Regions from separate parts of the Mus musculus genome. Here region 1 is linked to region 2. The links are chromatin loops, found by intact Hi-C in ENCODE. Cell type or tissue: left cerebral cortex. All regions are shown on one strand. Each heading gives the region's core, and the rest is flanking DNA. Links, peaks and the distances in the headings are about the cores only.

Region 1 (8,000 bases), core at 1-8,000, 50 kb after region 2:
AGTCAGGGCAGGAACTCAATGCAAGGATGTGGAGGCAGGTGCTGAGGCCATGAAAGGGTGCAACTCACCGGCTTGCTCAGCCTTTCTCATTGCACTCGTGATCAGCCCAGGGGCAGCACTGCCCAGTGAGCCTGGCCTTCCCACATCTGTCGTCATTCTAGAAAGTGACCCTAAGCTGGAGGTGGCTCCTTTCCCCAAGTGACTGCACTCTGTATCACCCGACTAGCTGCACCAGCTAGTCCCCACAGCAGCTCTGTCATGGCAGGTGCCCGTGACTCCTGAGTCTGGGTTACAGGTCTGCACCACCAGCCTGCACTTTGGTTTGCATGTTTATTTATTCATGGAAGTCGGTCTTGCTATGTGGGTTGAATGCCTCATCCTCTGGCACAGCTTTCCCCAGGGCTAGGATGATAGGCATGTGTGAGGACAGTCAGCTGGGTTTGGGCAGGCTCTGCTTCCTGGTTGACAACATAACCTCCATGGTGCCTGTTCCTGCCGCTGTCTTCCCTGCCACAACAGCATCCTTTCTGTGGCCGTTTGCTTCCCACACTTCATCTCCACGCTGTGTAACAGCCTAGCTTCGACTCTTAGATACCAACCTGCTCCACTCTTCAGAACACGCCTCAAGGGGCCAACGAGATGGCGCAGTAGGAAGGGTAAAGGCACTTGTCTCCAAGCCTGAACAGCAGTTCAAGCCCCAGTGCACACAAGGTGGAAGGAAAGTTGTCCTTTGTCCTCCACAGGCCTCCTCACCACACAAACAAATGCAATTCCAAGTGCAGCTCAGGCCTTCCCTACCTCGAAACACTAGAGCCCTAAGACACACAGACGGGCAATGCCAAGTAGGCCCCCTGCCACTCTAGTGCAGTGCCCGGGGAGGCTTTCATTCCTTGATCTGCTTGCTAGTGGAGGTGGAAGACTGTAGAGAGGGGGCTGGAGAGATGGCTCAGTGGCTAAGAGCACTGACTGCTCTTCCGAAGGTCCTGAGTTTAAATCCCAAGCAACCACATGGTGGCTCACAACCATCCGTAATGAGATCTGATGCCCCCTTCTGGTGAGTCTGAAGACAGCTACAGTGTACTTACTATAAGACTGTAGAGAGATTTAAAAACAAAAAAGTAGTAGGCATGGTGGCACACATTTTAATCCCTATACTTGGGAGACAGACGGGAGGGCAAGACCTGAGTTGGATTCCAGCCTGGTTTACACAGAGTCCAGGAAGGGCTTGAGTTGGTATAAACTAGGTAAGAGCACTCCTACATGCAAGCATGAGAACCCATGTTCAAACCCCTGCCACATGTATTGCATGGTCTAAGTATCATGCCTGTCACTCTACCCCTGTAGAGATGGTGGGTCCTGTAAGCTTGCTTGGCAGCCTGTCTAAGCCTAAACAGTGAGCTTTTGGATCAGATGTCCCACTCTGGCTTTTGCAAGACACCCGCACACATGCTACTACACAGGAATGCACACATGCTTACTCCACACAAAAAAACCTGCTAAGGACGTATCAGTCAGTGAGAATGCTTGTCTAGTATGTCCAGGTTTGAGTTCCAGCACCAGATAAAACCAAGAATGAGGACTTAGGCCTGCAATGGCAGCACTTAGGGGAGGCAAAGGCAGGAGAACTGACAGGTTAAGATCATCCTCTGCCACAGGTCAGTATCTCCAAACACAAACAAAACCCCACAGGGAGCACGAGGAGAGCTGTAGCTCAGACCTCTACCTCCCGCTCCCACCAGCTCCACACCCCTTCTCTCCATCCCGAGGAACATACCTGAAGCACCCATCTGACCCATCTCCCTCGCCAAATTTCTGTGGCTCTCTAGCACCCCCTAGAGAACACCCAAGAAAAAATCTTGACATTCCAGGTGCTCTATCTGGTTCAAGCATCCAGGTCATCACTAAGTTGTCCCCAAACCCAGCCCCTCACCCCCAGGATGAGATAAAGAACAGTATGTTAGGGATATTACTGCAGGAAGGAATCACCCATGTCCCAACACCTTGGCTGCTCACTTGCTCACCTCCTTCCCTTCATAGCCCCCTTGAGTCTGTCACCTGGCCACTGGATTTCCTTAACAGATGTTAGAATGACTGAAGAAATCTTACCTCTGTGGGACTCAGCTGCTTCGTCCCCACGTATGTGACCCCAAAGTGGTAGTTGGACTCCCCAATTGTGCCGAGGGCTACTGTGTGGGTCACCTGGGAGAAAAGAGTAGGTGGTGGGGGTCTTGGCGATAGCTGGGGGATGCAAACTAGAGATGTGGAGATGGGGAGTGAACACCGGGTGTCAGGCCACGACTAGCAGCATCAATGCCCAGGGATCCAACAAAACACCAGGCCTGACCTGACGAGATTAAAGGTTTCTAGTGAGAAAGTGGTGCTGGGGTGGGCGCCACACTCACCGTTTCCACTCCTACTTGACTTTGTAGGGTAAGAATTATGGATTCCTAAACCCTAACTCCCCCAGGCCCCAAGTAGTCACCCTGGAATTCTTGAGTCTTCCTGTTAGTTTGTCTTTTATGTTTTGATATAGGGTCTTTTGATGCATGCTGGTCTGGTCTTGGGAGTACGATCTTCCCACCTCTGCCCTGGCCAGTGGTGCCATTGGAGTGCTATCTGAATCTTGCTACCTACCAAAAACCCCAAGCCTTTAAGAGTGAGGGGATCTGTATGCATGGAGGAGTATCGCTGTTGTGACCTCTGGAGGGTCAAGGCACCAGAAAGGCTCACCTGGAAACGGTTGCTCAACCCTTTGTTGACTGTAAGTTTGACACCTTCCATCTGAACTGGAAACAGCTCTGCAGAAGAGAGATGCTGTCATACCCCAGATTCTTCTCCCATCCCAAGCTCTCTTCACAAACTCTTATCTCACTAATTCCACCACTAGAGGAACCTTGGCCCTTTGCACATTTTAAACCCAGTGCAGTCACCTCAACTTAGGAAATTCACTCTCCTGCCTAACTTCTCATGCTTACAGTTCTCACCACACAGAACTGTCCTCAGTATTTAGTAAGTTAACACACTTAACTATCGAGAGTAAGAATGTCCTCCCTCTTATGATCAAATTGTCAAAAGATCCTAGGCTAGGATCCTTGGGTCGAACCCCTCACAGGAACATTGGGGAAAACCTCTTGACACCGTGACCTTGGACTATAATTCCCTTCCTGATCACACTCCTGAATCTTGGTGGGGTTGGTCCCCTGGCTCTCAGTACCCTAAGACTTCTCCCTCCTGCTGTGGCATTCTTCCCCAACGAGTTCATCATCTGATCGCAGTTTCGAGCCCCAAGTTCAAGGTCCCACCCTTCCAATCCATCATCAGCTTCCAACGTTCTGTTTAATGATTGCAACGATGTGCGCCAATCCTCCGGGGGGTCCCTTCCCTTTCCCTGGGGCTACTCGGGCCTGGCGCCCCTCACCCTTGCACTTCCGGTGGCACTCCTCGAACGTCCCCGGGTTGGGCAGGCATCCGCAGCTCCCATCTTCCGAGGCCGCCGCAGCGCCGCTGGCCGCAGCCCCGGGAGTCCGTTCCGAACCACGGCCAGTGCTTGACCCAGTGCCCAGGCCGCCGCCGAGCGGCGGCAGAGTGAAGCCTGGCGGCGAAGGAGGCGGCGGCGGGAGCCCCACGAGGGACGGCGTAGGAGGCGGCGGTGGCCCTGCGGGCGGAGAGCTGGCAGCCAACACGTTCCCCATGGTATCTGCGAGGGGAAAGGTCAGAGGGCAGGGATCGGGGCGACACGCACACCCCCGGATGCAACCCCAGGCCCTTCCCACCCAAAGCGGACTCGGCTCTCACTGGCGGCCGCGGCGGCTCCTCTTCCCGGCCTGGGCTCCGCTCCTACCCCGTGCGCTAAGCGCAACCGAACCCGCTGCCGCCGCCGCCACCGCTGTTTTCCCGCCCCATGGATTCTATTGGTTCGGTGTCCTCCGAGATCCGCCCACCGCCCTAGAAGAAAGACATTCTATTGGAGAATTAGCAGGAAGTTCCACCCTTCTGTTGAAGCCCTACTCCTATTGGTTCCTAGTCGAAATCAGTCAGTGCAGCTTCCTCTACCTTCCTATTGGCTCGTGTATCCCAAGTTCATTGGTTCGCGACGCCGCGGGGCTGGAGCTAGTTCGCTATTTGTCGATAGCACACGCATTGACACGCCTACCTGCTCATTGCCCCGCCCTCCTTTTGGAGGCGCGGAGACCCGCCCCAGAAAATGCCTTGACTATTGGTGGACCTTGGCTCAACTCACATTCTAATTGGCTACAGTATGTCTAATGGGCCGGCCATGGTGACGTGCGTGCTAGGTCTCTCATTGGCCAATGCGCCAGGGTCAGGGGACATCAGTAGAGGTGCGTTGCGCTGCAGACGCTGCTAGGCAGCAAGGTCAGGTCTCGCGTCCCGACAGGCACCGCGGTGGAGAGGCAGGGTCCCCGACGGTAAAGCCGGAAGTGCTGCCCCTTCCCACAGTGCCTCGGGAAGGTTTCAAACCAGTTCTGGGATAACCTGCCGGCCTCTGCCTACCCACAATGCCGCTTTCTCCCTTAACGCCGCAGCTGCCTTGACCCCCCCACCCCCTTTTATTTTTTTACCCATCATGCCGTCTGCTCCTTGCGTCACTGTAGCTTCTATCTTTGGCCCATTCATTCCTTTCCCATTACCCAGCATTCATTCCCCCATTCATTGAGCTTCAATCCCTTGGCTCGGTTTAGCTCGTGTCTGCCTGTTCACGTTTCCCATCCTTCCGGCCTTTCTCTAATGAACTATCTTGGAATCTTTTACCTTCTGGCGACTACCCACTACGCCTACAGCCCTCGTTTCTTACTTTGCTTCTGGCTCATTCGTTTAGCTCCATTACCCATCACGCCTTGGGGGCTTCATTGAAAATAGTATTTGCCTCATGATCTTAGACACTTCTTGCATGCCTACCGTTTTTTCTTTTGGTTGATGCGGTTTTGCTTATGACTCATTAATTTCTGGGGCATTTTTTTTTGACTTTTTGGGGAGGGAGGGGAGTCCATTCTCTGTTGACTTACAGATCACGGATGCCTTTCAAGCTTCAGGCCTCATTGTACCCCACTCACTTCACATCTCACAGAAAACACAAGACTTTATCAAAGTAGAAACTCATATTATGTAGGAAATGCTTACAAAATAAAATTCCCAACCCAGATGCCCAGATTCTCCATCACACACACATACACACACCATCCCCTAAAGAGGGATATGTAGTTCTCATCTCACTGGGTAGGGGTTAAAAGAATTCAGTAGTCCTCAGGATAAGAGCAGAGTCTCCCAAACTTGGGGTGGCAAGGCACACTTGCATTAGGTTCTCCCCTCTAGCATTGGACCTGGAATTCATGCTCTGGAGACAGGAACCTGGGTGCTGAGGAGAGGGTGTGAGAAACCTGAGATTCCTGCCTGCAGGAGTAGGTGGAGATGGGGAGGTCCTACCTTACATTGGGGAATCCTCTCCTTTTCACCTTTGGGGAGCAGGGTGGGGAGGGATCAGGTGAGCTTCTGCTGCCTGGAGGGCTCAGGTCTGAGCAACAGGGAGCCCCTGATCCCGTTCTTGCATATCTGTTGGACTCTATTGCCTGAGGACAAGTGCAAGGTCCGATTCCTTTGGGACTTTAAGGGTTCTTGAGATACTGAGTGGCATGGTCAAAGGGTCGTAGTCTTAGGAGTCCTTGGGGGGGGGGGGGGGGTCACAGGTGGTGCAGAAGGATATGGTGAGCTCCCTGCCAAGGGAGATAAAAATCTCCAGGTTTCCAGTTGTGCAGGTTTGCCTGCCTCAGACATCATAGATTGGACGTCATGGTGGAGTCACTAAGAAGTCACAGGTGGATTGCAATGGGTGATAGTTGTCCCTGGTCTGCCTGGAAGTCAGAGTGTCCTAGATTACTGGTGGAAAGCTCATGGGTCAAGGGTGAAAGGTGAGACGTCAGAGCCCCTGTGCCTCCCTCACACATACATGGCCCGTGACACAAAAAAGTCTTTGCTCTGGTAGGAGTCAGAGGGGCTGGGGTAGGACAGGGCATCATAAATAGGGTTGATTTTATCCAGGAAGTCTTCCTCCTCATCATCTTCCTCCTCATCTTCGAGACTCAGGGAAACCCCCTCCACAACATTGGGTCCTGGAGGCACCAGAAGAGAAGGTCCCAGGCCTGTAGCCCCCAACAGCAGGGGCCCTGACCGCTCTTCCAGAGTGGGCAGCTCGTGATACCGAGGCATCTCCTAGAAGTGGGGAGGGAGCAAAAGCAAGATGTCAAAGTCACCTCAGTCTCAGGATGGCATCCTAGATCTGCCCCCTGCCAATCAGATCCAACTACACCACTGCCATCCTTTCTCCCTCGACCAAACTTCTCTGTACAGTCACTTCTAACCCAAGCCCAGCACGGACCTCCTTACCCTGTCTCAGTCTTCCTCTTTGATCTCTGAAACCCAATCCTTACCCAAGAAAATTTGACCTCTGGGTTCTCTGTCTGTCTGTCTCTCTCTCTCTCTCTCTCTCTCTCTCTCTCTCTCTCTCTCTCTCTGTCTCTCTCCTCTCTCTTTTCTTTTCTTTTCTTTTTATGTAGCTCTGGCTGTTCTGGTGGGCCAGATCTGCCCGTCTCAGTCTCCGAGTTTTCTGCCTCAACCACCTGAGTGTTAGAATCAGGTCTGGGCTGCTGTAGTTACAAAATGCTGAGCACTGAATCCAGGGCTTTGTGCATGTTGGGCAAGCAACCGGAACCAACTGCCTTATAACCCCAGCCTAACATAAATCTTTTTGTGTGTTTGGAGAAGAGGTCTTATGTAACTCAAGGTGTTCTCTGTAGCCAAGGATGACCTTGAACTCCTGACCCTCCTGCCTCCATCTCTGTGTTGGGATGAGAAGCATGCACTGTTACGATCTGACTGACTTTTTTGTTTTCTTTTACACAAGGTCTCATTAGGTAGCATAGGTTGGATCCAAACATAGCAATCCTGCCTCAGTTCCCAAATACTGAGATTACAGGTGTGTACCCCATACCAGGCTTGGCTTTGGTTTTGTTTTTCTAGATATTTGGAAATGTATGCGTGTGTGTACTAATATTTGTGCAGAAGCCAGAGGAGGGTATCTGATCCCTTAAAGCTGGAGTCACAGGCACTGGGGGGTGCCTGGTATGTGAATCAGACACAACTCTGGTCCGCATGACACAGCACGCTCTAAACTGCTGAGTCAACGATCTTGTTGCTTTTCTTGGTTATTTTGAAACAAAATCTCACTCTTGAGCTCATGCTAGCCTTGTAGCTCTGATTGGTTGAATCTCCTGTAATTCTCTTCTCTCAAGTGCTGGGATCACAAGGTAGAGTTATGGTGCACAGCTCTGACCTCAATATTTATTTTATTTAACCTTGAGTGCTAATCAGATCTCTCAGTCTGCTTCGGTCTCCTTATCTGACTCTTGACCACCAAGAAGATGGTCTCTGATGTGTCTCTGATGTGGGGGCCCCCTGGGGAATGGCTCCATGGTGGTGTCTCCGCTGTAGGCACAGCCCTGAGCAACTCATATGAGTGCTCTCTCTACCCAACTCATAAGTCACTCCACTCTACCCAACCTTGACCTTCAACCCTTAAGCCACCCCCTAAGCCCACCCTGGTTTCCCCGGAAGCTCCCACCTGATCAGCACAAGAGACACCAGCATCAAAGTATGGCGTCTTCACTGGGCTGTGCTCTGAGGCCCCCAAGGTGAAGAGTTGAGAGGGCTGTGGAAGGACACAAGAGTAAACCAGGACCCTCATGTCTGCTGCTCCCAGCCAGCCCCGTCCCAGGCCAACAGCCCCCTCCCAGCTTGACCCCAGGGAGGAAGGCAGGGTATGGAGGCAGGGGAGCTCGGGTTCTAGGGGACAGCTCACCATCTCTGGTTCCTCCAGCTTGGCCTTCGGGGTGGGTGGTTTATAGGAGGGAGGTCCTTCCAGTCTGCAGGGGTCAGGGGTAGGAGGCAGATCAGTGGGAGGTTAGCCCCCTTCCCAGTTCCTCCTCTTA
Region 2 (16,272 bases), core at 4,772-12,771:
CTCCATAGGCACTGGGCGCACACATATACACATATATACATGCATATGATCTTTTTAAAAAGGGGTCGAGGGGAGGCAGGTTTCACACCACCATGGGCATAGCAAAGACTCAGCACCTGATCCACACTTGTAAAGTCAGCACATACAGTGCCACCCATACCCACTGTCCCCAGGCTCCACTGCCCAGCCATCTCGCCCAGGACCCTGACCCCAATCCTGCCCATCTTTCCTTATTGTCCCACAGCAGGAAACAGAACAGCCATGGAGCAGGGCAGGTGTTGATTGCTAACTCTCATCCCCATTCAACAAGAGCTCCTCCTTGTTATGTGCAAGACAGCACTGTCGAGGTGACAGGGAGGGGATGACGCTTGGGTCCAGTAGATCTCAGCTGTAGTTCTCCCCACTGTTCTTGCCTGAGACACCTTAGCATGACATTAGGTCGGTCACCCCTTCTGCCTGAGAACAGACTTGTGAAAACCATGGTACAGAATAAAGAGAAATGCTCTCCTCATGGGTTCCCAGGCCTGTTCTGCATACCTACTGTGTGCCAAGCATACCTACTGTACACATACCCTGAGTTAGGTGGTAACTATTAAGCTCAGGAGCTTGGTGGCCCAGGCTACCTGCAGAACAGCAGATAGTAAATCATGGGCTGGAGAGATGGCTCAGTGGTGAAGAGCACTGACTGCTCTTCCAAACGTCCGGAGTTCAAATCCCAGCAGCCACATGGTGGCTCACAACCATCTGTAATAAGATCTGACGCCCTCTTCTGGTGTGTCTGAAGACAGCCACAGTGTATTTACATATAATAATAAATATATCTTTTTTAAAAAAGCCGCCATGTACAGGGCAGACGCCTAAAACCCCAGCCCTTGGTAGGCAGAGGTGAGAGAATAAAAAGACAAAACAAAACTACTGTCTGTTTACCTACCTACCAATCAACTATTTACCTATCTAGTCCTCTATCATCTACCTATTTACGCACCAACCATCAACCTATCTTCTATCTGCCTGATTTTGCTTACTTTTTGTTTTTACAAGACAGGGTCTCTCTGTGTAGCCTTGGCTATTCTAGAACTCACTCCAGACTGGCCTCAAACTCAGAGATCCACCTGCCTCTGCCTCCCAAGTGCTGGTATTAAAGGTGTGTGCCACCACTGGCCGGCTCTATTTGTTTTATTGTTGTTGGTGGTGGTGGCGGTGGTGGTTTGGGGAGCGGTTGTTTTTGTTTTTTCAGGACAGGTTATTTCTCTGTGTAATAGCCAGTAAAAGTCTAGGTGTCCTGGACTTGCTCTGTAAACCAAGCTGGCCTCAAACTCACAGAGATCTACCTGCCTCTAGCTGGGATGTGCCACCACGCCTGGCCTTATCTATCTGTCTGCCTGTGTGTCTATCTGTTTTAAGGTTAATATACAGGCAGTATTCCAGTGACTGCTCAGCCATTCATATGGTATACTCAATGTTCTTCCTGAAATATGTTCTGGAGAAATAAGCAGAAGGTGACAGCCACCAGGACAAAAGTAGGAACCCACAAAGACTGGAATGACATCTCAATGAGTCTCTCAGGCTGAAACAGTCACATGGGGAAGCCAGGAAAAGGTGTTTTAACAATGGGAAAAGTATGAGGGCCAGCAGACATGTCCAGCTATAAGGTCCTTACCCTGAGGATGCTGAGTTTGGTCAGGTTTCTAGCAAGTCTGGATAGATTCAGAGTCAGGAAGAGAAGTGGGGACCAGGCCAGGATTTGAAGTCACACCTGACTGCTTCCAGGTCTCGTCCCCTACAGTGATGGACAATCTAGCTGGGAAGACTCCCACAGGCAAGCAGACCAAATCCATGAGGTACACTCCTAGTACCCAGGAGCACGGCCACAGTCAGAAAGCCCCTCAAAGTGCTGCTGGCATGTGAGGAGACAGGGGTGGCTCTCAGCTATTGCCCACCTAGACTTATGGCTCAGTACTCCCCGAATTCCGGATACACCAGACCCTGGGCCCCATCCCCAGTACTGAGAAGGCAAGGAAGACCCCTGAGTCAAGAGACGGGAAACTCACACAGTAGCTCGTGACTATCTGTAATCCCAGTTCCAGGGATCTGATACCCTCTTTCTTTCGGCCTCCGTGTGTACCAGGTATGCATGTGATACATGTGGGCAAATACTCATATACGAGAAGTGAAGTAAATACAAGCATTTCTCTTTTTCTTCTTAATGTTTCTTTTATTTTATGGGGAGGTGGGGACACATGCCACAGTACATGTGTGGAGGTCAGAGGACAGTTTGTGAGAGCTGGCTCTGTACTTTTGCCATGTGGGTTCCAGGAATCAAATCCAGGCTGACAGGCTTGGCAATGCGCACCTTTGCCCACTGCTCCATCTCATCGGTCCCTAAACCACTTTAGAGTGTGAATGGACAAGAACACGTGCCCTTTAAAAAATATTTATGGGGGCTGGAGAGATAGCTGAACGGTTAAGAGCACTAACTGCTCTTCCGAAGGTCGTGAGTTCAAATCCCAGCAACCACATGGTGGCTCACAACCATCCATAAAGAAATCTGATGCCCTCTTCTGGTGTGTCTGAAGACAGCTACAGTGTACTTAGATATAATAATCAATAAATCTTTTTAAAAAATATTTTTGGATATGAGTGTTGTGCCTACACGTATGTCTGTGCATCATGTACATACCCAGTGCCTGAAGAGGCCAGATGAGGTCATGGGATTCCATGGAACGGAGTTACAGAGGGTTATGAACCACCATGTGGGTGTTGGGAATCAAATCTTGGTCCTCTGGAAGAACAGTCAATGCTCCTAACTGTTGAGCCACCCAAAGATTTTATCTGTCTATCTATCTATGTATCTATCTATGGCTAAATGCTTTGTTTTTTGAGTTAGGGTCTATATAGCCCTGGCTGTCCTGGAACTCTCTATGCAGACCAGGCTAGTCTCCAACTCAAAGATCTTCCTGCCTCTGCCTACCAAGTGCTAGAACTAAAGGCGTACATCACCATTGTCCAGAATTTCTTTTGAATTGTGTGCAGGCACATGGTGTATACATTTGAATGCAGGTGCCCCGGATGGCAGAAGAGGTGGCTGAGCCCGAGCTGGAGTTACAGGCCGTGACTGTGAACTGTCCAATGTGGGCAGTGGGATTGAACTGCAAGAGCAGTCCGCCCTCTTTTAATGTCTGAGCCAGCTCTCCAGGCTCTGAAAAAAATGTTTAGCTGGTATGATGGCCTACTCCTGCAATCCAAGCATCCGGGAGACAAACTCCAAAGATCTCTGTGGGTCTGAAGCCAACCTGGACTGCATATGGAGTTCTGGGTCAGTTAAGGCTCCATACTGAAACTCTGTCTCAAATAAGTAAATACATAAATACTTACTATTATTGTACATGTATGGTGCATATGTGTGAACGTGTGTGCTCCTTCATGTGTGCGAAGTTCAGAGACATAAAGTTCTCCCTCAACCTTTAAGTAGACTCCAGGGATCAAACACGGGCTACCAGGCTCATCTGGTCTCCGTTTTATTCTACTCATCTATCTCAACAGCCTTCGCAACCCCAGTGTTTTCAACTGCGCACACCTGTAATGCCAACTTGGAAAGGAATGGCTGAAGGACTGACTGCCTTAAGTCTAAGGCCATCCTAGCTTACATATGTGATCCTCTCTCTACGACACAGTAAAACTGGTTGGTGTGCACGCCTTTAATCCCAGCACTCGGGAGGCAGAGGCAGAAGGTAACAGAGCTCAAGGCCAACCTGGTCTACATAGTCCAGAACACTGAGAGCTATAAGAGAGACTGTCTCAAACAAACAAACACACACCAGTAAACAGGCTGGAGAGATGGCTCAGTGGTTATAAGCACTTGCTGCTCTTACAGAGGACCAGTCTGGTTTATTAACATCTATAATCTATTCCAAGAGATCTGACCTTTTGCACGCACCAGGTAAACATGTAGTGCACATACATACATACATGTAGGCAAAACACTTAAACACATAAATCAATCTTAAAACAAACAAACAAAAGGACAAAACCAAACTGCTTCTGTCCTGCATTTACAGACTTTTTACTGTCACATCCTCCTAACCAACACAACCTAGCAGTGACTTCCACAGCATTTCCACCCCTCTGGGCATGGGAAAGGGGGCATGCAGGTTACATGTAAACATATTCTACAAGAGGGACTTGGGCATCTGAGATTTTGATACTGACAGAAGGGAACCCTGGAACCAGCCCCCAGAGACGACTTTACCCATACCAAACCGATGCAGTCACTGCAGAGTGTATCAAAAGCCACCACACTGTACACTGTCATCCGACAAATGTAAAGGTATCTAAGTTAAACCTGGACAGAGAGGTGACCCTTCTAGGGCTCCCCTTGCCTTCAACGTCAAAGCCCACTCCTCACAGAGCCTGGCATACAGTTGCCTCCCTGCTCCTCTGGCCACATGCTTAGCCCATCTAGTGCCCTTCCTAACACCAGGCACCTTCTACCTCAGGGCCTCTGCACAGTCGACTTCCATGACATCAATGACCTTTCCTTTACAGGGTTGTGATTCCCCCTGTCCCTTCTTCAGATCTTTATAGAGTACCACCTTCTCTGGGATGTCTTTCCCCAAGACCTTTTTGAGACGGGCAGTGGTGGCACACGTCTTTAATCCCAGCACTTGGGAGGCAGAGGCAGGCAGATTTCTAAGTTTGAGGCCAGCCTGGTCTACAGAGTGAGTTCCAGGACAGCCAGGGCTACACAGAGAAACCCTGTCTTGAACCCCCCCACCCCCTAAAAAAAGATCCTATTTGAATGGCAGCTTTCCCACATACCCACTGCTCACTCCCTACACACTCCAGCTATATATCTAAGTTTCTACCATCTGTGGCCAGGTATGTTTTTGTTATTGTGTCTCTATCTATGCTTCCCCACCTCTTACTGGAGACATGCGGTCCAAGAAAGCAGAGCCTGTTCTATCCACTGCCTGTATCAGCTGAGGGAATGAGTGCGGGGCTAGCCTGAAGAGAAGCAGGCTGCTGGGACACAGGCTCCATGCTAAGCCAGCAGGCTGGAGAGGGTGGCAGAGAATGCGAAGGCAGTAGGGAGGAAAGCACAGCTCCTGCTTGCTCTTGCCTCTGTATCTTGAACTCAAAGACCCTCCTCCAGGAACACCCACCAGTCTGGTAAATAATTACGACCACTTACAGGACCATGTCCTCAAGGACTGCTCAGATTCACCATGACCACCTCAGACTCTATCTCAGCACGGCCTCTGGTTCAGCAACCATTCACTGCTGCAGAGATGCGTCAGGGTAGAGCACCTGTCAGTGATGGGCTAGGGCTGTAGCTCAGTGCGGGACTTGATAGGCATGCAGGAATCCTGGGAATTCACTGCCTAGACCACTAATAAAACAGAACAAAACAAAACTTCTTCCAACTTACCATCTCTGCCCAGCCTAAGCTGGGGGGGGGGGGGGGGGCGCTAGAGATACAGTACTGACCAAAAGTCCAGTGGAGGAGACAGACACAACACACAGTGGGCAGGCTGGCAGGCTGGGCCATCAGATAGGATGTGAGGATGACCCAGTCTGGGAGGATTTCTTTCTTAAGGAAACTTGAGGCCTGAGACCTAAGAATCATGTCAGGAAGCTGAGGCAGGAGGATTCTCAGTCTGAGGCTGGATTCACTCCATGGTGAGACTCTTGTCTTCAAACAAAACCAAAACCTGCCCATCCTCACGTGATCCTGCACGTGCAGTGTGTTTACAGCTGCCCCGGGGTGAGGACTGTGTGAACGAGCAGAAAAGAAGACCCGAGAGAGAGGGAAGAAGAGGGAAGACAGGCCAAGACTCCAAGGAAGAAGACTGGAAGCACTCACTCTAGTGGGTGAGGTTCACAGTCGAGGCCATTCTTCCAGTCAGCTGGCTCTCCAGCGCAGGTGATTCTGTCTCCATCACCCCTGCCCCCACCCCGAGAACATTTAGAAACTTCTAGAGACATTCTTGATTGTCAGGCCAGGAAAGGGTACACATGCTACTGACATAAGTATGCAAATACCATACTTATCACTGCACAGGGCAGCCCCACAGTGAGGAATTTGCCAACTCAAAGTGTCAATACCAAGGTGTTTTTAAGCTGGACAGTGGTGGCTCACAGCGGTATTCCCAGCACTTGGGAGGCAAAAGCAGGTGGATCTCAGAGTTCCAGGCCAGTCTGGGCTACAGAGTGAGTTCCAGAACTATAAAAACAAACAAGCCAGGGTATAATGGGCACACCTTTAATTCCAGCACTTGGGAGACAGAGGCAGGCAGAACTCTCTGAGTTCTAGACCAGCCAGGGCTACAAAAACGTGAGATGGCTACAAAGACAGTCTCAAAAAATTAATAAAAACGAAAAGGGGGGAGAGAAAAAGAAAAAGAACAAAGAAAGCCTAGTCTAGTCTAAAGAAAATAGTTCATGCCAGATCTTGATCTGCTTTAAAAAAAGAGAAAAAAGAAAAAGAAAAAAAAAATGTGTACTTTATCCTGAAGGCCAAAGTATGAGCATTAAAACTTTTCAAGCATAAGCTAGGATTAGAAGTAGACTGTCATCCCAGCACTTGGGAGGCTGAAGCAGAAGGGCCACCATCGGCCCTAGCTTCATAGGAAGACCCTGACCAAAGTCACAAAGCAAAGATTTAGAGCAGAGATGGGAACCAGAGAGGCTCCACATGTGACTGGAAGCTCAACAGTCTCTCACGCCACTGCCACCCAATAATCAACAGAAACTTACAGGAGCCAGTCCCAAGGACCAGAGGCTAGGACGTCCCTGCAGACCCCGCTGGTGTATTCACCACAGCAGGGATAAACCAGCAATTTCCTGAGCTGTGTGCACCCAAGGTCTGGTTGGAAATGCCAGAAAGACTCAGTCAGAAAAGGTGGGTTCTACCTCATCACTTGAGTGTATCTGTCCCCCTCCTTTGAGACCCTACAGCCCCTCATCCCGACTTCTGTCACTTCCCGAGTCTGTTTACGCTACCATCTCCTCTCCCACTCCCCTCACTGCAGGGACATGACTGGAGACATCTTTATAGCCATAAGGCTGGCCCTCTCGCCCAAGTCCTCCATTAACCACTGGGGAAATAAAGACCCAAAGGAAGAAAACTTGTCCAAGGTCACATCCAGTCAGCTACATGCACCCCTCCCAGTCGGTACTCCTCACCCCTGAGCTGCCTCCTACACGGCAGTGACATCCCAGTGGGTGGGTCGACAGCACCTTGCTTCCACTCCATCAATTCCAGCAGAAGCCTGCACGGTGCCTGAGTGAACTGCTATGCTCTGAGGTCTCAGTTTATTTGAGGTGGTAATGGGTTGGGAGGCAAACGCGCCTGGATCAATTATTTCTCTATTTATTTGATCAGCTTGGGCTAAAACAGCGCCCATCTCAGCCCAGACCACCCACAGTCAGCTTTTTCCTAGAACGGACACCAAAACTAACCTGGGTGACCTTCTACAAGCGCCTTCGTCTTGTCGTCCCTCGGATCCTTGTCTGTGAAATGGGTCGGTCGGCCTCCGCAGCCCATGCCCTCTACCCACCACAATTACCGTATTTGCCCTGAGCTTGAAAACTCTCAATTAACCAACCACTGCCCCCGATCTCGGGCACTGCGGAGCGGACCAGGAACACCAGCCCTCTCTAGAAACAGTGCTGGAGGCTGGAACCACACAGTCGAGGACCGAGTCTGCGCCCCTCCGCGCCACCCTCTCCTCCGCTCGAGCAAGGAGTCCGCTGGACGCCCGGCGCGAGCCTGCAGGAGACCCGGCGCGCAACAGGGCCGGGTTCCCGCCACCGTCCGGCCTCCTGGGCGGCCGGGCGCCGCCAGGGCCCAATATTCAAGGTCCCTCTGGGGCATGGAGCCCCCGGTGCACCGGGTTCCTCCAAAAAGGACAAGACACTCCCTGCAGGGGTGCCCCCCGCTGGGGAAGAGCCCCCTCAGGCACCTCTCGGCCTCCGTACCTGACCAGAGCTGCCTCCCCCGGCCGCCACCACGGCGCTGCCGGCCCCGTCCGCCTCCTGCGCCGCCGCCATCTTCCTGCTCCGGGTCCCCGCCCCCGCCGCCAGCCCCGCCCCGTCCCCGACGGCGCCAGCGCGATCGCGCGAGATTTTACGCTTAACCCGTCCCCACCAGGCTTCCGTATCAGAATGGAGCGCCTCAAGCCACGCCCTCTTGAAGGACCAACTAGGCCACCGTACTCGACGTCCGCCCCTTTCACCGCAATTTGGTTGTTTTGGTCTAGCAGGGAGTGACTTCTCCGAGTGCTTGAACTTTCTATAGCAGGAAATGCTCTTTTCATGGGTTCTACTTGTTACACTCGGCCAAGGTGGATGGTTATTTTTTTGATTGTATGGTCTTCCCAAGCAATTCCACCGCAGTTCGGATGGCCGTTTCTTCTCGGGTTTTACAAAGTCGATGGTTTCGGAGCTTTTCCGGCCACCGTAGCGATTCGCTAGAGCCACGCCCCTCTTGAAGAGAAAACCCCTCTCTGGCTGCGGATTTTCGACCTAAGGGGTGGTCATTACTTTGTTCTTTTCGCTTCTGATGCGATTTCCTTGTCTTAAGCTTTCGTCATCAACCCTCGGAGACTGTAGTTCATCCTTAGGCCGTATCTGCTTTCTTACGGACACCACACCTGGAAATGGGACCCTAGTCACTTTTTTCAAATAAAGACTCGTTTATTTGTTTTATGTACACGAGCACTGTATCTTTATGTCAGCAGAGGGCATCAGATCACCTTATAGATGGTTGTGAGCCACCGTGTGGTTGCTCGGAAGTAAACTCGGGACCTCTGGAAGAGCAGATATGCTCTTAGCCGCTGAGCCACCTTCATCCCGGACCTTAGCCGCTTTTAGGCCGCTTAGTTTAGCACTCGTCTTCCATTAGGGGTCTGTGCTTTCTTGCAAACCTCGAATCTTTAAACACAAAGACAGGATCTCATTCTGTAGCCCAGGCCGGCCTCAACTCCTGATCCTCCTGCCTCAGCCTCCAGAATACTGGGATTAAAACATAACATACATGAGAGTAATAATCCTATTTTCTCCTTTTGTTTGTTCGTTTTGATGGGTAAAGGGAAAGGTCTTGAAATGAAGCCCTGGCTGTGGCAAGCATAGAACTTGCGGCATCTTCTAGCCTCATCCTCAGGAGTGCTAGGAGTGCTATCGGGGATTACAGGTTATGTCTCAGCACATTAAACAAGTGAGAGACCAATTCCTTTGGGTTCAGACTCCATCTCAGAGAATCTGACTTAAGATTGAACTCAAGTAAACTAACAGGCCGGTACCTAGCACTAGTTCTAGGCTACACCGCAACAAGAGCTTGAATAAAAAGATCCTAATGCAATTGCTTTGGATTTGGCTCCTTGGTGGTCTTTTTGGGGTTCACGAACGTTTGTTTCATGGCACAGCACAAGAACACCATGATTTTACATTAGATACAAAATCTCTCAAATTGTTAGCTACAAAGTTAGTGAATTATATCAGTTACAAAAAGTTCTCAAATTTTATAGTAACTAAAAAGTCAAAGATTGTTAGACCACAATCAAGGACTGGGAGTGTTGGTGCTCGACTTTAGTCTCAGCACTGAGAAGGCAGAAGCCAGTGAATCTCTAACTTCACCTGTTTCAATAAGCAATTATAAGATACCCAACAGGAAGACTGAGAACTGAACACTGATCCTCTGGAAACAAGCCCCCTTAATTGGTGAGAGTGTCTATATCCCTACTAAAACACTCTTTAAAAAAAAATAGCCGGGTGTGCTGGCTCACACCTTTAATCCCAGCACTTGAGAGGCAGAGGCAGGCAGATTTCTGAGTTCGAGGCCAGCCTGGTCTACAAAGTGAGTTCCAGGACAGCCAGGGCTATACAGAGAAACCCTGACTCAAAAAAAAAAAAAAATTCATTATTTTATGTCTTCATGTATGGATGTGCACCATATATGTGCCTAGTGTCCTTGAAAGCCAGAAGAGGGCGCCAGGTCCCTGGAGCTGGAGTTACAGACTATTGTGAGTGGCCATGTAGTCCTGGAAATGGAACTCGGGTGCTCCAGAACAGCTAAGCCATCTCAGCTCCAACTAAAAATCTCCTTAACATAAGGGCCTGGAAAGATGTCTCAGCAGTTAAAAGCACTGGCTACTCTTTCAGAAGACACAGGTCCCTGACACCCTCACACATGCAGGCAAAACACCAATGCTCATAAAATAAGGATAAATAAGTTAGCAGGGTGGTGGTGCACACCTTTAATCCCAGCACTTATGAGGCAGAGCCAGGCAGATCTCTGAGTTCGAGGCCAGCCTGATTTACATAGTTCCCAATGAAGTCTGTATTAGTTACTTTCCTGTTGCTGTGATGACCAACAGCAAGTTTTGGAAGAGTTTATTTTAGCCTATAGCTCCCAAGAGTACAGTGTGGTGGGGGTGGAGGGACATAGGAGCAAGCAGCAGGCATGCTGGTTGGAACAAGAAACAGAGAACGTGTCCCCAAATGAATGTATTAAGCACAGAGAGGGAGAGGGAGGGAGACTGGCATATTTCCTCCAGTAAGGCCTCAGCTTCTAAGTGGCCCCAAACAGTACCACCAACTGAAGACCAGGAGTCCACACCTCTGATCGTATGGGGTACAGCCACATTCAAACCATCACACTGTAGGAGAAATGAACCCTCTCTGTAGGCAGTTTTCACTTCCTCATTGAGTTCTCACATTTCCTGGACCTGAACAGGAAGAGCAAAACAGGCCCCCAGACAGAGGCCTTTTCTTCTTCCCATTTTCCTTCATGCACCCTCTTCATTTTTCATTGTTCTATTCTGCCTCAGTTTCCCCCCAGGGAATACCAGCAGAGTTTCTACCTGTGTAGAAGGGCCTGGGCTTCCAAGCCAGACAGGTGTGATAGGGGACACCTGTAAAGATCACAAGTTCAAGGCCACCGACAAGTTCTAGGTCAGCCTGAGTTACATGCTGCTGAGTCTAGAAGAAGAAAAGAAATATATGAAGATATGTCTGAGCTGGTTGGTGGCACACACCTTAAATCCCAGCACTCGGGAAGCAGAGGCAGGCGGATCTCTGTGAGTCTGATGCCAGCCTAGTCTACACAGTGAGTTCCAGGAAAGCCAGGACTAGAGAAACCCTGTTTTTTTTTTTTTTTTTTGTTTTTTTTTTTTTTTTTTTAAAGATTTATTTATTGATTATATGTAAGTACACTGTAGCTGTCTTCAGATACACCAGAAGAGGGAGTCAGATCTTGTTACGGATGGTTGTGAGCCACCATGTGGTTGCTGGGATTTGAACTCAGGACCTTTGGAAGAGCAGTCGGGTGCTCTTACTCTGCTGAGCCATCTCACCAGCCCAGAGAAACCCTGTTTTAAAAGAATGAGGAGGAAGAAGAAAAGGAGGAAGAGGAGGAGGAGGAGGAGGAGGAGAAGAAGAAGAAGAAGAAGAAGAAGAAGAAGAAGAAGAAGAAGAAGAAGAAAGGTAGAAGGTGGAGCATTGGCTCAGTGGTGTGGTTTGGAGCCTGGATGCTCTTCCAGAGATCCCCACAGGGTTCAGGTTCAATTCTGAGCACCCAAATGTCAGTCCACAAACATCTGTAACTCCAGTTCTAAGAGACTGAGACTGGATTCCCTCTTTTGACCTCCTTGCTGCCAGGCACTCTCATATATGCAGGCAAAACACTCATACACATAAAATTAAGCTAAAACTTTGGATTATACAGATGGGGACTAGAAATGTAGAGACTAGAGTACTTGTCTAGTATGCATGGTGCCTGGGGTATTTGGACACCGTTCATCCCAGTACTTGAGAGGCAGAAGGAGGCAGATCTGAAGGTGTTCAAGGCCAGCCTGGACTACAGAGTGAGTTCCAGGACAGCCAGTGTTGTTACACAGAGAACCCCTGTCTCAAAAAACCCAAAACAAACAAAACAAAACATCGAAAAAAGACAAAACAAGAACAACCAGGTGATTGTTGCTCAAACAAGTTCTCGCTACGTACTGGAAGCTGGCCAGTCATCCTCACACTCGAGACTACAAGTCTGCCTGTGCCTTCACTCAGTGCCAGCTCGTAATATTAAGTGGGTCACAGAACAGACTCACTCTGCTCACCACTAGGGGGCACCCAACACCATCAAGAGCTGTGTTCTCAGCCTCTATAGGAGAAGTGGGCTGGCACAGTCATCTTCTAAGTCTTCGAGAGACTCAAGGTACAGAGTCCTCAGTCTGAGAGAGGAGAAATCCAGGGTTCAGATCACTCGGTCTTAGGCAGAATCGGGGCACCTGGACTGTGGGGTCCTACACAGAGGTGATGAGGAGCTGAGGGGGCAAAAAGTATTTGGGGGTGGCCCTGGGATTGGCTGGGAGCAGAACTTGCCTGGGCAGTAGTTCCCTTTGGCTTGAGTCTGTGGGAAACACTGGACAGAGGGGGAATTGTTCCCCATGTGTCTCCCCCCTCCCAGGCACCCCTAGAGCTTGGCAGCCTCAGTTCTTCCCAGGCCCTGGGGACTTGGGAGCCTTCCCGCCGCCCCTCCTTCCCAGTCCCTGTTTTCTACTGGACTCACAGCTGCCCAGCCTCAGGACCTGGGAAAATTGCCCCAGGAGTATTGAAAGACTGGCTGGCTGTAGGTTATTGCCAAACAGATTAGAAAAAAATCCAGGCCATGGGTCCTCTGCGGGACCAATAGTGCCACCTATGGGACACAGGAGTGAGGAGCAGTCTTGTCCTCAATCCTTATGATGAGACAGGAGAGCCTGGGTGAGCTGCACTTAAGACCCCATCTTGGATAAGCAAAAAAGAACAGCCAAATGAAACATACCGCAAAGCTATAATCATCAAAAGGATGCTATTGTCTTTCTTTGGCTCGGGGGTCTTTCTTTTCTGCCCCACCTATCCTGGAATTTGCTCTGTAGACCAATCAGACTTCCAACTCACTGAGATCTGCTTATCTTTCCCTCCCAGGTAATGGGATTATAAACGCATGCCACCATGCCCAACTCTGTTGGTTAGCTCTTTGTCAGAGGCTACGTGGAAGCATGGCTGTCTTTTTCTCTGCTGTGTTCTGTCCCCCTATCTAGCAAGATTTTTGGTAAAATACATATGAAATTAATATGTTGGAATTGTCCAAGAGCCCAGGTTTCAGTGTGTGTCCTCCTGGGCCCCTAGCAACCTTAGCATCAACATCTTAACTTTAGCAGTGCCTTGTGAGCTCCAACAAGCCTTTCCTCTGTGCCAGGCATCTGTCTGGACAACTCATTCCCCTGCTTTGTCTGGTTTGAACTGAGGACACACACATGGGCTAAGCAAGATTCCCCAGTCCTGAGTTTTTTGCTTTTTGTTTTTTCGAGACAGGGTTTCTCTGTATAGCCCTGGCTGTCCTGGAACTCACTTTGTAGACCAGGCTGGCCTCAAACTCAGAAATCCACCTGCCTCTGCCTCCCAAGTGCTGGGATTAAAGGTGTGAGCCACTACTGCCTGGTCAGCCCTGAGTTATTATTGTGTGTATATGCTGGTGAGTGTATGTGCCTGTGCCACACACAGCATAAATGTAGAGGCTGAGGACCTATGTGGAGTGGGTCTCCCCTACCATCTTTATGTGGGTTCTGGGGACAAATGACCTGTACTCACTGAGCCACCTCTCCACCCTGGTTTGTTTGTTTGTTTGGTTGGTTGGTTGGTTTTGAGAGAGGGTCTCATGTAGCCCAGGCTGGTTTTTAACTCGCTACACAATTGAGAATGATCTTGAACTCCTGATTTTTCTGCCTCTATCCGTCCCAGGACTTTGGAAGTGTTGTAACTACAGGTACCGCTTGCCACATCCGGGTATTTTGGAAAGGTTAAAAATTGTTTATCACCAGGTGTGGTGGTGCCCGCCTTTAATCCCAGCACTTGGGAGGCAGAGGCAGGCAGATTTCTAAGTTCGAGGCCAGCCTGGTCTACAAAAGTGAGTTCCAGGACAGCCAGGGCTACACAGAGAAACCCTGTCTTGAAAAAACAAAACAAAACAAAACAAAACAAAACAAAACAAAACAAAACAAAGAATTATAGGGCTGGAGAGATGGCTCAGCGGTTAAGAGCACTGGCTGCTCTTCTGAAGGTCCTGAGTTCAAATCCCAGCAACCACATGGTGGCTCACAACCATCTGTAATGAGATCTGATGCCCTCTTCTGGTATGTCTGAAGACAGATACAGTGTACTTAGATATAATAATAAATAAATCTGTAAAAAAAAAAAAAAACAACCCTGTTGTGTAAAAGAAAAAGAGAAAGAAAGAAAGAAAGAAAGAAAGAAAGAAAGAAAGAAAGAAAGAAAGAAAGAGAGAAAGAGCAGGGTGGTGGTGCATGCCTTTAATTCCAGCAATCATGAGATAGAGGCAGGTGAATCTCTGAGTTCGAGGCCAGTCTAATCTATGAATGAGTTCCAGAACAGCCAAGGCTACATAGAGATAGCCTGTCTCAAATAAATAAATAATTAAATAGTAATTTTAAAACTGGGGTTTTAAGTGAAAGCTACAGAATGCAGGGTGCTACCACCTTGTCACAAAACCACACTGATCAAATGGGGACGAGATTCCAAAGACCCTCCATCTTGGCCCTGGGAACCTCTGAAAAGAAGCCACACGACGCCAGTGAACCTGGACTCATTTATTCTTTCACTGAAAGACTCTGGGCTCTAGTTGGGAGCAGGAAGGCGGGAGCAGCTGGGACAGGGTGGTGTAGGACCATCCTGGTCTGGTGATGCGAGCAAAGAGGCGCGGTGTCTGTCATCAGGTTTTCCTTTCCCCTAACTTGGGGCTTGCCTGGCAGCTACTCTCCCCTCAGGAGAGTAAGGAGCTGGTCTGTAAAAATGCCTGCGTAAGTGCTCATGGCCGCCGAGCTTTTGCTGTACATGTCCCTGGAGAGAAGAAAGCACAGGGAGGGGTTGGAAGGAAGCACCTAGAGGTTGGAGCCCTGAGTCTGAGGGAGGAGGGCTGGGGTCTGGAGCCCTGAGTCTGAGGGAGGAGGGCTGGGGTCTGGAGCCCTGAGTCTGAGGGAGGAGGGCTGGGGTCTGGACCCCTGGGTCTGAGGGAGGAGGGCTGGGGTCTGGACCCCTGTGTCTGAGGGAGGAGGGCTGGGGTCTGGACCCCTGGGTCTGAGGGAGGAGGGCTGGGGTCTGGACCCCTGGGTCTGAGGGAGGAGGGCTGGGGTCTGGACCCCTGGGTCTGAGGGAGGAGGGCTGGGGTCTGGACCCCTGGGTCTGAGGGAGGAGGGCTGGGGTCTGGACCCCTGTGTCTGAGGGAGGAGGGCTGGGGTCTGGACCCCTGTGTCTGAGGGAGGAGGGCTGGGGTCTGGACCCCTGTGTCTGAGGGAGGAGGGCTGGGGTCTGGAGCCCTGGGTCTGAGGGAGGAGGGCTGGGGCCTGGAGCCCTGGGTCTGAGGGAGGAGGGCTGGGGTCTGGACCCCTGTGTCTGAGGGAGGAGGGCTGGGGTCTGGACCCCTGTGTCTGAGGGAGGAGGGCTGGGGTCTGGACCCCTGTGTCTGAGGGAGGAGGGCTGGGGTCTGGACCCCTGTGTCTGAGGGAGGAGGGCTGGGGTCTGGACCCCTGTGTCTGAGGGAGGAGGGCTGGGGTCTGGAGCCCTGAGTCTGAGAGTGGAGGAGGGCTGGGGTCTGGAGCCCTGAGTCTGAGGGAGGAGGGCTGGGGTCTGGACCCCTGTGTCTGAGGGAGGAGGGCTGGGGTCTGGACCCCTGTGTCTGAGGGAGGAGGGCTGGGGTCTGGAGCCCTGAGTCTGAGAGTGGAGGAGGGCTGGGGTCTGGACCCCTGTGTCTGAGGGAGGAGGGCTGGGGTCTGGACCCCTGGGTCTGAGGGAGGAGGGCTGGGGTCTGGACCCCTGTGTCTGAGGGAGGAGGGCTGGGGTCTGGACCCCTGTGTCTGAGGGAGGAGGGCTGGGGTCTGGACCCCTGGGTCTGAGGGAGGAGGGCTGGGGTCTGGAGCCCTGGGTCTGAGGGAGGAGGGCTGGGGTCTGGACCCCTGGGTCTGAGGGAGGAGGGCTGGGGTCTGGACCCCTGGGTCTGAGGGAGGAGGGGAGAGCTGGGTCTGGACCCCTGTGTCTGAGGGAGGAGGGCTGGGGTCTGGACCCCTGGGTCTGAGGGAGGAGGGCTGGGGTCTGGACCCCTGGGTCTGAGGGAGGAGGGCTGGGGTCTGGACCCCTGGGTCTGAGGGAGGAGGGATAGGGCCTGGACCCCTGGGTCCGAGGGTGTGCATATGCCGGGATCTGTCCCCACTGGGAGGGACA

Evidence for each region. A loop is a pair of places that touch in the nucleus more often than their neighbours do. Peaks named below come from ENCODE experiments on the same cell type or tissue, not always from the same donor. Only the 100,000 strongest peaks of a DNase experiment are listed, where the experiment ranks them.
Region 1: it touches region 2 in a loop (8-fold over the local background); 31 of 42 quality-filtered maps call a loop at or near these places.

The regions. Positions count from the first base shown.
Region 1 is chr7:19,711,563-19,719,562 of GRCm38, forward strand. Tomm40 (translocase of outer mitochondrial membrane 40) reads right to left here and starts at 3,867. Exons shown (of 10, transcript NM_016871.2): 1 at 3,796-3,867; 2 at 3,419-3,697; 3 at 2,731-2,798; 4 at 2,107-2,199. The coding sequence starts at 3,692. It overlaps Nectin2 (nectin cell adhesion molecule 2), which reads right to left. Exons shown (of 9, transcript NM_008990.3): 7 at 7,871-7,934; 8 at 7,634-7,720; 9 at 5,082-6,225. The coding sequence ends at 5,953. Gm38955 (a long non-coding RNA gene) reads left to right here and starts at 3,902. Exons shown (of 2, transcript XR_881874.2): 1 at 3,902-4,427. In left cerebral cortex, for the core only: CTCF peaks have their summits at 1,045 (motif pointing left) and 1,842; DNase peaks (open chromatin) are centred at 1,038, 1,895, 4,206, 5,318 and 1 more place; H3K4me3 peaks cover 1,987 bases; H3K27ac peaks cover 2,045 bases.
Region 2 is chr7:19,656,954-19,673,225 of GRCm38, forward strand. Clptm1 (cleft lip and palate associated transmembrane protein 1) reads right to left here and starts at 8,077. Exons shown (of 14, transcript NM_019649.2): 1 at 7,981-8,077. The coding sequence starts at 8,052. It overlaps Gm44805 (predicted gene 44805), which reads right to left. Exons shown (of 4, transcript NM_001309799.1): 4 at 14,626-14,895. The coding sequence ends at 14,808. Apoc2 (apolipoprotein C-II) reads right to left here. Exons shown (of 5, transcript NM_001277944.1): 5 at 14,626-14,895. The coding sequence ends at 14,808. In left cerebral cortex, for the core only: CTCF peaks have their summits at 8,790 (motif pointing right), 9,984 (motif pointing right), 12,111 (motif pointing right), 12,714 and 1 weaker place; DNase peaks (open chromatin) are centred at 7,286, 7,722, 8,224, 8,423 and 2 more places; H3K4me3 peaks cover 2,749 bases; H3K27ac peaks cover 3,526 bases.